2 separate regions of the Homo sapiens genome follow, and region 1 is linked to region 2. Evidence: chromatin contacts called from ENCODE Hi-C data. All regions are on one chromosome and are shown on one strand. The core of a region is the stretch at or near the end of the contact, and the rest is flanking DNA. Distances in the headings are between cores, read along the strand shown. Region 1 holds the start of INSC (INSC spindle orientation adaptor protein). Region 2 holds the start of FAR1 (fatty acyl-CoA reductase 1).

Region 1 (5,504 bases), core at 2,267-4,766, 1.4 Mb after region 2:
TAGGTCTGAACTTGTCCTTCCTAAAGTGATGTGTGAAGCTGGTGGATCTGGGATAGGCCATCTGGACAGGAGAAGAATGTGGAGTCAGGCTGGAGGGGACCTTTGCCTGATACAGCTCTGGACCAGTCCTGAGGCGCCTACTTTGGTTTAGGTGAAATAAGCTATTTGTGGGTACACCTCTGAGCATGTGCATGTGTCTTTACCTGTGTGTCTTTCTGTGCATCCATAAGGATTCCCATGTGTATTTGTGTAGAGTCTCCATCTCACCAGCTGTGAGGCCACAGACAGGTGATTTAAACCACCTGGCCTCCCTTTTCTGTGTCTGTATTATGGGGATAATAATAACTTTTATAAAAGGTTACTATGGCAGCAAAATGAAACATGCACATAAGCTTCTTAGCACAGTTCCTGGTGCTCATGTGTTAGGCTGTTATTATCAATGTCTTGGGTAAGTTACTTACTGAGGCCCTCCCTGGGCCTCAGTTTCTTCATGTGTAAAATAGGGATAATACCAGAACCTAGTACTGTTCTAAGGATTAGAGCAATTGATACCTATGAAGTTCTCGTATATGCAATAAATGTTAATGATTAGAATGTATATTATCTTTGTGTCTGGATGTGTCTGGATGAGAATATCTGAGTTTGTAAATGTCTCTGAGCATGTCTTGCTGCTGGTGTGTGTATACACACATGTATATATGTGTTTAGGTGTGTTTATATAGCCAGACAGGCCCAGTCTCTCTGGTGGAGTTTGCTGTTGGCCCAAGCCTGGACTCCCTGAGCCAGCTAGGGCCGGCGCCGGGGATGGAATTTCCATTAAGAATTAAGCAGGACAGCACAGCATTGAGAAGTCAGGCAGACAGAGGGGAGGGGGTCGAGGGGGAGGAAGCTTCAACTCTGAGCTCCCTTGGGCAGCCTCAGTACTGAACTGCCTTGGACAAGCTTTGCCTTGAGTCACAGGCCTTCTCAGGGCCATGGCCCAGAAGGGTGGGCAAAGGGAAAGAAGCTGTTCACAGGGGCCTCTGTAAGGAGACTTGGAGTCGCTGCAGCCAAGGCTGGAGCCATGAGACGGCCCCCTGGCAATGGAGAGGCGGCCAGCGAAGGTCCAGGTGGCTGGGGTCTATGGGGAGTCCAGGAGTCCAGGAGGCTGTGCTGTGCCGTATGTATCTGGGAAGGTGGATGTGAGTGTGTGTGTGTGTGTGTGTGTGTGTGTGTGTGTGTGTGTGTGTGTATTGGGAAGTGGGGGGGGGGCATTTATGCCAAGTGCCTCCAGGGAACATCTAACAAACCAAGTCTGTTCCTCTCTTACCCTGAAACCCAGACACAGAGTTTGGGCCTGGAAATAAAAGAACTTTGAGGCTTTTTTGCTAACATCGATCTGTTTATGATCTAAGCCTCATTCTATTTCTAGCATATAATAAAATATCTTAGTTTTCCAGGTGCTTTACATCCTTGACCTCACTTCATACTTTCAACAACCTCATGAGCTGGGCAGAGATTTTTATGTTCCCCAATGTACATATGGGAAAACTGATGCTCAGAGAGGTTAAGTGATTTGTCCAAGGACTCATCACTAGAAAGTAGTAGAGGCAGGATGCAAAACAGGTTTCTTTGAGGAAGAATTGGAGACTTCTTTCCTTCCCTTCCTTTCCTTCCCTCTCTTCCCTCCCTTCCTTTCTTCCTTCCTTCCTCTTTCTTTCTTTTCTCTCTCTCTCTTTCTTTCTTTCTTTCTTTCTTTCTGTCTCTCTCTCTCTCTCTTTCTTTTTTGATGCAATCTCACTCTGTTGCCAGGCTGATGTGCAGTGGCACAATCTTGGCTCACTGGCTCACTGCAACCTCCGACTCATTGGTTCAAGCTATTCTCTTGCCTCAGCCTCCTGAGTAGCTGGGGTAACAGGCACATGACAACTCGCCCAGTTAATTTTTGTATTATTAGTAGAGATGGGGTTTCACCATGTCGGCCAGGATGGACTTAATCTCCGGACTTTGTGATCTATCCACCTTGGCCTCCCAAAGAGCTGGGATTACAGGCGTGAGCCACCACTCCCGGCTGAGACTATTCTTATCATACCACCTGCCCTACCGGAAACAGACTCAGAGAGAAGATTCTGCAAACAGTCTGTAAGACTGTGGTTTCAGTGGTAATGCCCAGCCAGGCGGCACCAAGCCCTGTCCCCAGCCCTAGACAGCACTTGTTGAAACAGGAACTGAGGCCCCTCTCAGGGAACTTGGGGAGTAGAATCAGGCTGTTCTGGATGACTGGAGGGTAGAGTTGAAGCTGGCTTGTCTGAGAGGAATGATTTGGCCACCTTCTGAGCCCTGGGCCCCCAGAGAGCTGAGGAGGAGAGTTAATATCAGAGAGCTACTGTGTGTGTTCGAGTCCAGGGAGCAGCAGTTAGCTTCAGCCAGAGCCTGAAAAAAGAAATAGAGATTATTAGCATTAAGGAAGAGAAGGCTGCAGTGGGACCTCGGCGTGGTCGTTTTGTCATGGGGACTGAGTTGAGCTCCTTCTCCCTGAATACATATTGTGAGCAAATTGACATAGTTTGCATGTGAGAGATTTAGGTTAGATGTCAAGGAGATCTTTCTGTCAGTAAGAGAGTTCAAGCTTTGGAACAGGGCTCAAGGGAGACCAGGGGCTGCCTTTGCTTGAGGACCTCCAAGAATAGGTCAAGATTCTCTGGGCTCTGGGAGCCTCATAGCAAGATGGCGGAGGCGGGGGAGGGGGAGTTGTATGAAATGATCTGGAAGCTTTCTTCCAGGTCAAAAATGCCACATTCCCGAGCTTTTGGGTAGGAATCAAGTTCCTCTAGATTTAGCTATTTGACAGAGTCCAGGACGGGGGTGGGGGGTGGGGGGTGGGGTCTGATCTTATGTGCCGAAGTTAGAAGGAGTTTCTGCAACAACCCCTCGTCATTTTTGGCAGGTCCAAGATGTGGAGGGTGACTTAGGTGTGTGTGAGCAAGGTTCCAGAGGGAAGCACCTGCGGTGAATAAACCGTCTCATTCTAGGCGTTTGGGGTCTATCAAAGCTGGGTGGCTTCCTCCTTCCTAGCAAGTGAACTGCACCCAAATCCCTCCTTGTTTTGTTTCAGCTCCAAGGGAAACGATCGCGGCACATTCCCTTCCCCTCTCCAGATGTTGGCATGCGGGGCACCTTGTGGGCGACCCCGCCTGGACGGCTTCGCGGCTCCCGGGCGATCACCCTGGTGCCTGCCGCCTGGCCCGGGGGAGCCCGGTCTCTAATTAGGCCTGACCGCGTCCCCATTCCAGCGCTCCTGCAGATGGGAGGGAGGGCCATGTTTCCCCCCCCAGGGGCACCGAAATAGCCTCGTAGTCCCGCGGAGACAGCAGGCAGCCGTGGCTGACGCGGGACCAAGGCTTGGCAGGGAGCGCGCTGCTGTGGAAGGTCCTTGGGAGGCTGCGACCGCCTCGGAGAGGGCGGGCGGGGGAGAACGGGGCGGGGGGTGGGGCGGGGGCCAGGGGCGGCCTCTCGGGCTGGGCCGGCAGAGCGGCCACTTTGCGCGCGGCCTCTGGAGCTCCAGCTGCGCCCCGCCACCACTGGCCGCTCGCACTACCAGCCTGTCTCGCACGCTAAGTAAGTAGACAGCTCCCCTAGCTGGATTCAGGGGGCTGGTGATGCCTCTGCTAGCCTAGTTGGGAACAGTGCAGGTTTGTCACTAATTGGATAGTAGGTGTAAGTGTGTCAGTGGGAGTGCTTGTGAAGGGGAGCTTGCGCCAGTGTGAGGGAGTGTGTCTGGATGGGATGTCCACATGTGGAATTTTCTAGCATGTGCCCCAGGGTGCGAGTGTGGGTGAACGAGTGTGTCAGAGTGTGTGGTGGCCTGGAGTGGGCCACAGGTATTTGCCTGTGTGGCACCTGCTGCCCTGGGTGCACTGTGTCTGTACCTGTGGAAATGCCTGTGTGTGTGGCAGGAAGGCCCCCAGGTGGGCTGAGCCAGTCCACATGTGGATGAGTGGATGTGCCAGTGTGAACCCAGGAAGGCAGAAATTGGGGCTAGGGAGTGTTATCTGAACTCAGGCTTTCTAAGGTGACCTGACTTGTCCCAGCTGGGGTGTCTTCTCTGTGGGTCATTCAGCTTTGGTTTCTCAGGGCTTGGAGAAGGACAGAAGCTCAGAGCCCTCACACAACACTGGAGTGAATGTGGCTCTGACTAACCCCATCTGGCTAGACCAGGGTCAGGGAGACAGCTTGGGAGACCCCACTCTTAAACCAGGAGAAGAGACAGGAGGCCAGGGGATGAGTGGACCATATGGCCATGGCCACCCACAAACACTCGCAGTGCACCCACGCTTACATGCTCAGCATACACACATTCCTGTCCATGTGCACCAGTCTTGCACACACTCTTCTCAGGATAGCCATGCAACCATTCACACTTTCAACATGTATACCTGTGGACAACGACATGTATGCAACATGCACCCACTTTGTTCAATGCATATGCGCAAATGTATCCCTGGTGTGGCCCCACCCTCAGCCGCTAGCCTCCTCCCACTTTTGCCCCTTTTAATCTATATATTATACCTCTGACAATGGGTCCAAGAAACTGGCCTCAGTGGGGAATATTTTAAGTCAGGGACTTTGGCTGTGGGGGTCAGGGCAGATGGTGATGTGGTGCCTTTGAGGGGTTCCATTGAATCTGAAACTGAGGCTGTCCATGGAGCTCAGCCAGAGAGCATCTTGTCCCTTTAGCTCTGGGACTTAGAAGCACTGTTCGCCCTTTTAGAAGTGAAAACTTCCAAACACTGCCTTTGGAAGGCAAGCCAGGTCAGGCTGGGATCTGACATGGAGCTCAGCATATATAATTTGCTCCATGCTGTAGTTTATACTCTGGATTACACTTGCTGCAGAGAAGCAGTGACCTTTCTGGGTTGGGTCCCAAGGCAACCATTTGGCAGGGAGGACAGTGAATTGAGCTGGGTTGATTCTTTCTCTTCTTTGGTTTCGTTCAACCCTACTTTGAGTCTCCCTCCCACAGGCTGGTGGAGGGATGGCATTTGCTCTGCTCCTTTCCTTTCTTCCAGTGGTTATCTTTTTTTCTGGACAGAATCTTCTCCATGACCTCCTCCCCCTGGTGACCACTGGGCACACACTATACAGCGCTTGGAAGAGTAGGTGCCCTAAAATACCAGCTGAGTGGTGGTGTTATTCTTCTTAGTAGAGCTTCTAGACCTGTCCCATCCTGGCTATTCTCTTCTGAATACTTCAGTGAGGTACCCAGACTAAATGTGCTCTTTCAGCTGGGAAGTTAGAAAGATGGTATTGAGCTTCCTTCCTTCCCTTCCTTTCTTCCTTCCTTCTCTTTCTCTCTTTTCCTTCCTTCCTTCCTTCCATTCTTTCTTTTTTTCTTCCTTCCTTTCTTTTCTTTTCTTTCTTTTCTTTCTTTCTTTCTTTCTTTCTTTCTTTCTTTCTTTCTTTCTCTCTCTCTCTCTCTCTCTCTCTCTCTCCCCCTCCCTCCCTCCCTCCCTCCCTCCCTCCCT
Region 2 (6,078 bases), core at 643-3,142:
AAAAGTTTATGAAGTATTTTCTGGAAATAGTGTCTATTTCCTATAGTGATATTACCCTATCAGTATACTGATAAACCTTAGCAGTGGTTAACTTAGCTACACATGTTCTAACATGCTCCTGAATCCCCCATGCTGGGTTACATCCTCTTTCTAGGTATTCCCTCATCCTGTATTACACTGGCATTGTTTATGTCTGTCTCTCCATTAAACCCTATGTTCTGTGGAATACTGTCATATCCAAGTTTATATGCCTAGTGTAGTGACAAGCACTTTAAATAAAGGCATTTACCTGATTTAAACAACTTAATGACTAAATTAATAAATATGAATACTGTAATCTTTGTTTTGTTGCTTGTGTTCTTTTACAGATTAGAATTTGGTCCATAGTTCTTACGTTTGTTTTGGGAGAATATTTTGACCCACTTCTAAGAAGTGTTTCACCTGATCCTGGCTATTTATGACTATGGCTATTGGACTGGATGGGTTCCAGGCATACACTGTCTTGCCTAAAGTAGCGGAATGCGACATCCCTGAGGGTAAGCAAGTGTGTTAGCTTTGTGTTCTGTGCCCTCCTCCAGAAATGACAGTACTTGCTGCAAGACTGTGAGCTCATCGAGGCAGAAGCCATGGCATTCAAATTAGTTTCCTGAGCCAGAACTTAACATCTGCCACAAAGTAGGCAGTTCAGTGAGCTTTTGTAGTTTCCAACTGGATGCAGCACTATGACTGCTTTTAGCTACTAACAGGGCCAGGCACTGAAACAAGCTCTAAATCCCCACAGAAAAATCACTCTGAGCCATCCATCCCTAAATACCAACCTGTGCATGCTATTCACCGTGCCAAGAGCGTTCACTCATTTTTGCTTCTCACAAATCTTTTTTTTTCTTCCTATGGCTTGCATGTTTTGAATGACAGCTAAATCCTAATGCGGACTGTTTATACAATGGAGTCCCACGGAGCCCAAAGATTGTGGTAATATTATTACAGAATTCTCATGATCCTTTTATTATTTTTTAAAAATGAGCCGTATGAATGTGGTAATACTATTAAGTGTCCGGCTCGATGAATTCCTCCATGTGTACACAGCCCGGAACGACCACCAGGATCAAGACGCAATGTTTCCAGCTTTCCATAGGTTCCCTCGTGCCCCACCCCTCAGAAGTAAACGTTATTCTAACTCCTATCACTACCGGTAAGTTTTGTAGGGAATTATTTTGGAGGAAGTGGAAGGTGGAATGAATGGGCCCACAGTCCCCTGGGACTGGGCGAGACCCGTGGAGGCTCCAGGGGTCCGTAGAGCTCTTCGCTCTCACCGACCCGGGCCACACCCGCCAAGCTGGTAGTTCTCCGAACGGATCCCTCACGCCCAGCAATGGCCGGAGGGCCCCCGGGCCCCACCATAATAGCGCTAAGCACGCCACAATGGCAGCCCCGCTGTCTCCCGCGCGGGCCTCGCTGCGTGCTCCCAACCTTGGGAGTTGGCGCCCCTCCCGCGCGACGGACAGCCGGGCGTGGCCCTGGGCGCGACCCGACAGGACGCCAGCAGCCGGCGGGGGCGCTCCAGGACTCGAGATGTGGGGCGCGGGCCCATTGGCTGAGCATTCCCCCGCGAGCCTCCCGGCCGCAGGGCCCACCTCCCGGCCCTCTCTCCGCGCCCCCATTGGCCGTTCGCGTTCCGCGGGCGTCCGCTCCCGCCCCACTCCCGCCCGGAGGGAAACCGGGTTGGGGGTGAGAGGCTAAAGCAGGGAGGAGGATGACTGGTCCTGCGGATAAGGGTGTGCGCGAGAGCCAATCAAAAGCGGATGTCGAAAAGAGGCGCCGCTCCAGCCAGTCACGTCGCGAGGTGCGGTCGGGGCCGGCTGACGCGACTGCGGGCCTCAGCCAATGGGCGTGCCACTGCCCGTCCGCTCTTCAGCAGCCGGTCGCGGGCGGTGGAAAAGCGAGTGAAGAGAGCGCGACGGCGGCGGCGGCGGCGGCGCAGCTATTGCTGGACGGCCAGTGGGAGAGCGAGGCCTGAGCCTCTGCGTCTAGGTGAGAAGGGGGTGCGCCAGCGGGAGCGGCCGGGCTGCGGGCTCCTCCTCGCCTGGCTCGGGAAGTGGTTGCGGGAGCTCGGGCTGCAGGCCTGGCCGAGGCGGGGGCGCCGACCAGCCGTCCCGCCCCCGCCCCCGCCCGGGTACGCCCAGAAGTGAGGGCGCCCGCCTCACCCCGGGTGGTCTCTGCCCCTCTTTGCCCCGCCGCCGCCCTTCACAGGGCCGGGACCGCGTGGGGGACGTACGGTGGGGCCTGGTTTGCAGCCGCGGAGCCCGGGGAGCCGCCTGGGGTGGGAGGCCGCTAGAGGTGGCGAAGGTGGGGCGGGGTGGTTAGCCGAGCAGCGGGCTCCGCGTGCTCGCGGGAGGGTAGCGGCAAAGGGAGGCCTAGTGATTGCAGGATTCCGGGTCTGGGGAGGAAGAAAGTGGTGGGAAATAGGTGATGCTCAGAAAAGGGTGCTGAGGGAGAAGGCGCGGGGCCGGGGAGTGTGGTTGGCCTATTAGAAGTAAGGATTGATAGGGCCTGGGTGGAGATCAGCTGGGAGTGAAGGGGGGACGGGCTTGGGTTTTGAAGGTGAAGGTCTCTGGAGAACTGGGGACACGTGGATCTGGAGTAAGAGGCACCTACTGAAACCGGAAGGTGGCTGAGAAGGTTTTATGTGAGGTGTGGACGGGAGGCTATTGGACTAGAAGGCATTAGTTGGTCTGTTAGGACAAAGTATACAAGCAGCAAACGCGGTAGATTTATGTGTGGTAGGTGAAGGCTGTGAATCTTTTATGAGTAGTTGAGCAAGAACAGTTGTCTGATTCTGCGGTGTCGGAGAGTGGAGGGTCTCAGGTAGTGTCTTGGTCAGGTTTGAAGGTTAATTTACTGCTAGTGGAGGGCCAAATACTCAAAAGAGTTTTTAATTCTCACTACTGGGGCTGATCCTCCTCCTACACTCCACCCCTCCTGCCATCCCTGTGACAGTTCATCTCGTTTTGCCTCAGCAGCACAAGAACTCACTCCCTCCGAAGTAATGGCATACATATTGTTTGCTTTTGACTAGATGGCAGTCAGGAATCCCTTAATTCTTTATGTTAAAAAAAAAAGTGTTGGTTTAAAGACAACATCAGAAGATACTCTCAGAAAATCTGCCCTCCAGGGGAGTTTCTCAGCTGTCATGTTGGGCATGTGTAATATAGCATAAAAATGATGCAAGATCTCTTACAGTAATACAAGTGAGAATTAACGTATAAGTACAATCCTGATGTATTTTTTTCAAATTAATTTAAAAAGTAAACAGAGACAGGGTTTGCTGTCGCCCAGGCTGGAGTGCAGTGGCGAGATCATAGCTCGTTCCAGCCTCAAACTCCTCGGCCCAAGAGATCTTTCCACCGTGGCCTCTCAAAGGCTTGGGATTACAGGGGTGAGCCACCCCACCCAGGCCCTGTTATTCCATACATTTTCCATAAAATTATTTTATAATTTTTGTTTTGTTTTGTTTTTATTTTATAAATTTGTGTGTGTGTGTCTCGCTTTGTTGCCCAGGCTGGAGTGCAGTGACGCGATCTTGGCTCGCTGCAACCTCCACCTCCCAGGTTCAAGTGATCAGCTCTTGCCTCAGCCTCTCGAGTAGTTGGGACTACAGAGACATGCCCCACCGCACCGGCTAATTTTTGTATTTTTAGTAGAGGCGGGGTTTCACCATATTGGCCAGGCTGGTCTCGAACCCCTGACTTCAAGAGATCCATCCGCCTCGGCCTCCCAAAGTGCTGGGATTACAGGCGTTAGCTGCCGCGCCGGCCAAAATTATTCCATAAATTTATCCATAAAAATTCCACATAAATTTTCTGGAGTTTGATTATGTATTAGGCTTGTTGGGAAATTTATTACCCTTGTGAAGAATTTTGTAGCTAAGTAGCTTGAGGGTTTTTTTTTTTTTTTCACTCAGGAAAGACATGGTATGTATGCATCACTGCTATTCTATTTGAAGCTTTTGGAATTTTTATTTATGGGGTGTGGATAGAGGCTGGAGGCAGAGACTGAGGTCAGAGAAGAGGTAGTAGAAAAGAAGGTGGCCCACTACCATATTTCCAGTGTATTTAAATGGGAGATAGAGTTTCTGTTTGAGGATAGGACAAAAGGTTTGTGAAGAGTTATAGAGTCAAGGACAGAAGCCAAAGAGAGCATTTGCTGTGTAACATGTTTGCTTGTTAACCAGATCAGCAAAGCATTTTAACTAATGGACCATTATTTATGATCTAGAAACAATTTTGTGAAAGCGATTTCTTAGTGATGCTGTTTACTGTGATCACATTTGCCCTTAGTATAACAATACCTAAGTGCTGAGGCGACTTGCAGTAGAGAAGTAATCTGAGTGGCGTGGAGTGAATCAGGGAAGGTTTCCTGAAAGAGGTGAGTTTTGAGCCATCATGTGAACTAGAAGTTGGGATGTGGGTTATTACAAGACATGAGGATGACATTCCAGTAGTTTGTACTTGGTATAAGCAACTGTGGACAAGAGTGACAAATTAAAAATGGTTTTTAAGGATGATTGAAGATTCGAATGAAGATTTAGGGGTTTGGAAATCAACCAAGGCTATGTTGCAGCTTAGCTGATAAATAATTTTTTATGTTGGTTAGGAGAGAAAATTAACAGTTGATAATGGATTGGAGATAGGTAGTAAAGGAAAGAGCATAAAATATTTGATAGTTATAGGAGAATGAAGTGAAAGTAAGGTTATTGAGAGGTAGGTTTAACAGTCAACCATATATCATAAGTTGGAAACATTTTTGAGTCCTGTGCTAGAGTATATTGATAATAATAGCAAAATTTATTGGGTGCTACTTTGTGGCAGACACTGTTTTGAACCTTCCAAATATTATCTCATCTTCTGATTATCTGTATTTTATAGATGAGGGAGATAAGACTCAGAGAGATATAACTTGCCCAAGGTCACACAGCTAGGAGGGGACAGGTCAGGATTGGCAGAATCAGTCAGTAAATGTTAATTGAGCATCTGCTTGATGCCAGGCACTGTAGTAAGTGCTGGGTGTTCAATATTGACAAGAAAATTCAAGTCAGACCTCATCTATTTTCTAGAGATTGTCAGTTTATGTAAGAAGAGCCAGTGAAGAAAGAAAAAGATTAGTTGGAGAGATTTCTGTAGATACTGAGGAATACACTGTTTAGAGAAACCTGGGATAGAGTTTTAAAGAGGTGGTGGTTAGCAACAAAGTATATAGCTGAGAGACTCAGAACGATTGAGAAGAAACCATTGAGTTAAGTAAGTAAAAAAGTAATGTGAATTTAGTCACAAGAAAGCTGGAATGAAGATATTAATGTTTGGGCTGGTAGTTAATTGTGTTTAGTGGCAGGTACTCTATACAAATTTAAATATTTTCACAGTTATGGTCAGATTCATAGGAAAGATGATGGTATGACCCCTTGTAATGTTTTAATCTTTGGCTGGAAGATCATGGATGCTTTAAAATGCTTGCACTTTTTAGTTTTTTCAAATTTAAAAAAATGAGCAGGCAGACCGCCTGAGCTCAAGAGTTCAAGAGCAGCCTGGGCAACATGGCAAAACCCCTTTTCTATCCAAAAAAAAAAAAAAAATTAGTTGGGCAAGGTGGTGTGCACACCTGTAATCCCAGCTACTTGGGGGGCTGAGATGGGAGCCTGGGAGGTTGAGGCTGCAGTGAACCTTGATCATGCCGCTGTACTCCAGCCTAAGTGACAAAGTGAGACCCTGTCTCAAAAAAAAAAAAAAAAGTGAGCATTATTTTTATAATTAGTGGGGACAAGCATTCAACTGAAATGAGCTAATACTCAGGAAAATGTGGGTAGGCTAGTCTGAACTTGGGGTAGGAGAGAAGATAGTCTTATTTCAGTCCCTACTTGGTAAGAGCCACCTTGGTAGGTGTGTTCCTATCTTGGAAATGACTGGATTGTCACTGATGGAAACTGAAACTGTATGTACTGAAAGGTGGTATTTGCTTAACCTGAAGGATCAAGTTACTAACCCACCCTGAATGGTGGAGATACAGTCTTTGTTTTCCTGAACA

The links. Hi-C counts contacts between places; a loop is a spot of excess contacts on that map. Pooled maps may share reads with other maps.
Region 1: a loop to region 2 is called in a pooled map, with 15 times the contacts of the local background. The contact joins the promoter of INSC here to the promoter of FAR1 in region 2. A Hi-C loop is called at or near these places in 2 of 37 single-sample maps with no recorded cell type and 5 of 50 pooled maps.

The regions. Positions count from the first base shown.
Region 1 is chr11:15,111,407-15,116,910 of GRCh38, forward strand. INSC (INSC spindle orientation adaptor protein) reads left to right here and starts at 3,517. Exons shown (of 13, transcript NM_001042536.3): 1 at 3,517-3,597. RefSeq lists enhancers at 1,990-2,039, 2,691-3,224.
Region 2 is chr11:13,666,776-13,672,853 of GRCh38, forward strand. It overlaps FAR1 (fatty acyl-CoA reductase 1), which reads left to right and starts at 1,893. Exons shown (of 12, transcript NM_032228.6): 1 at 1,893-2,031. RefSeq lists silencers at 1,443-1,932, 2,043-2,322 and an enhancer at 2,403-2,452.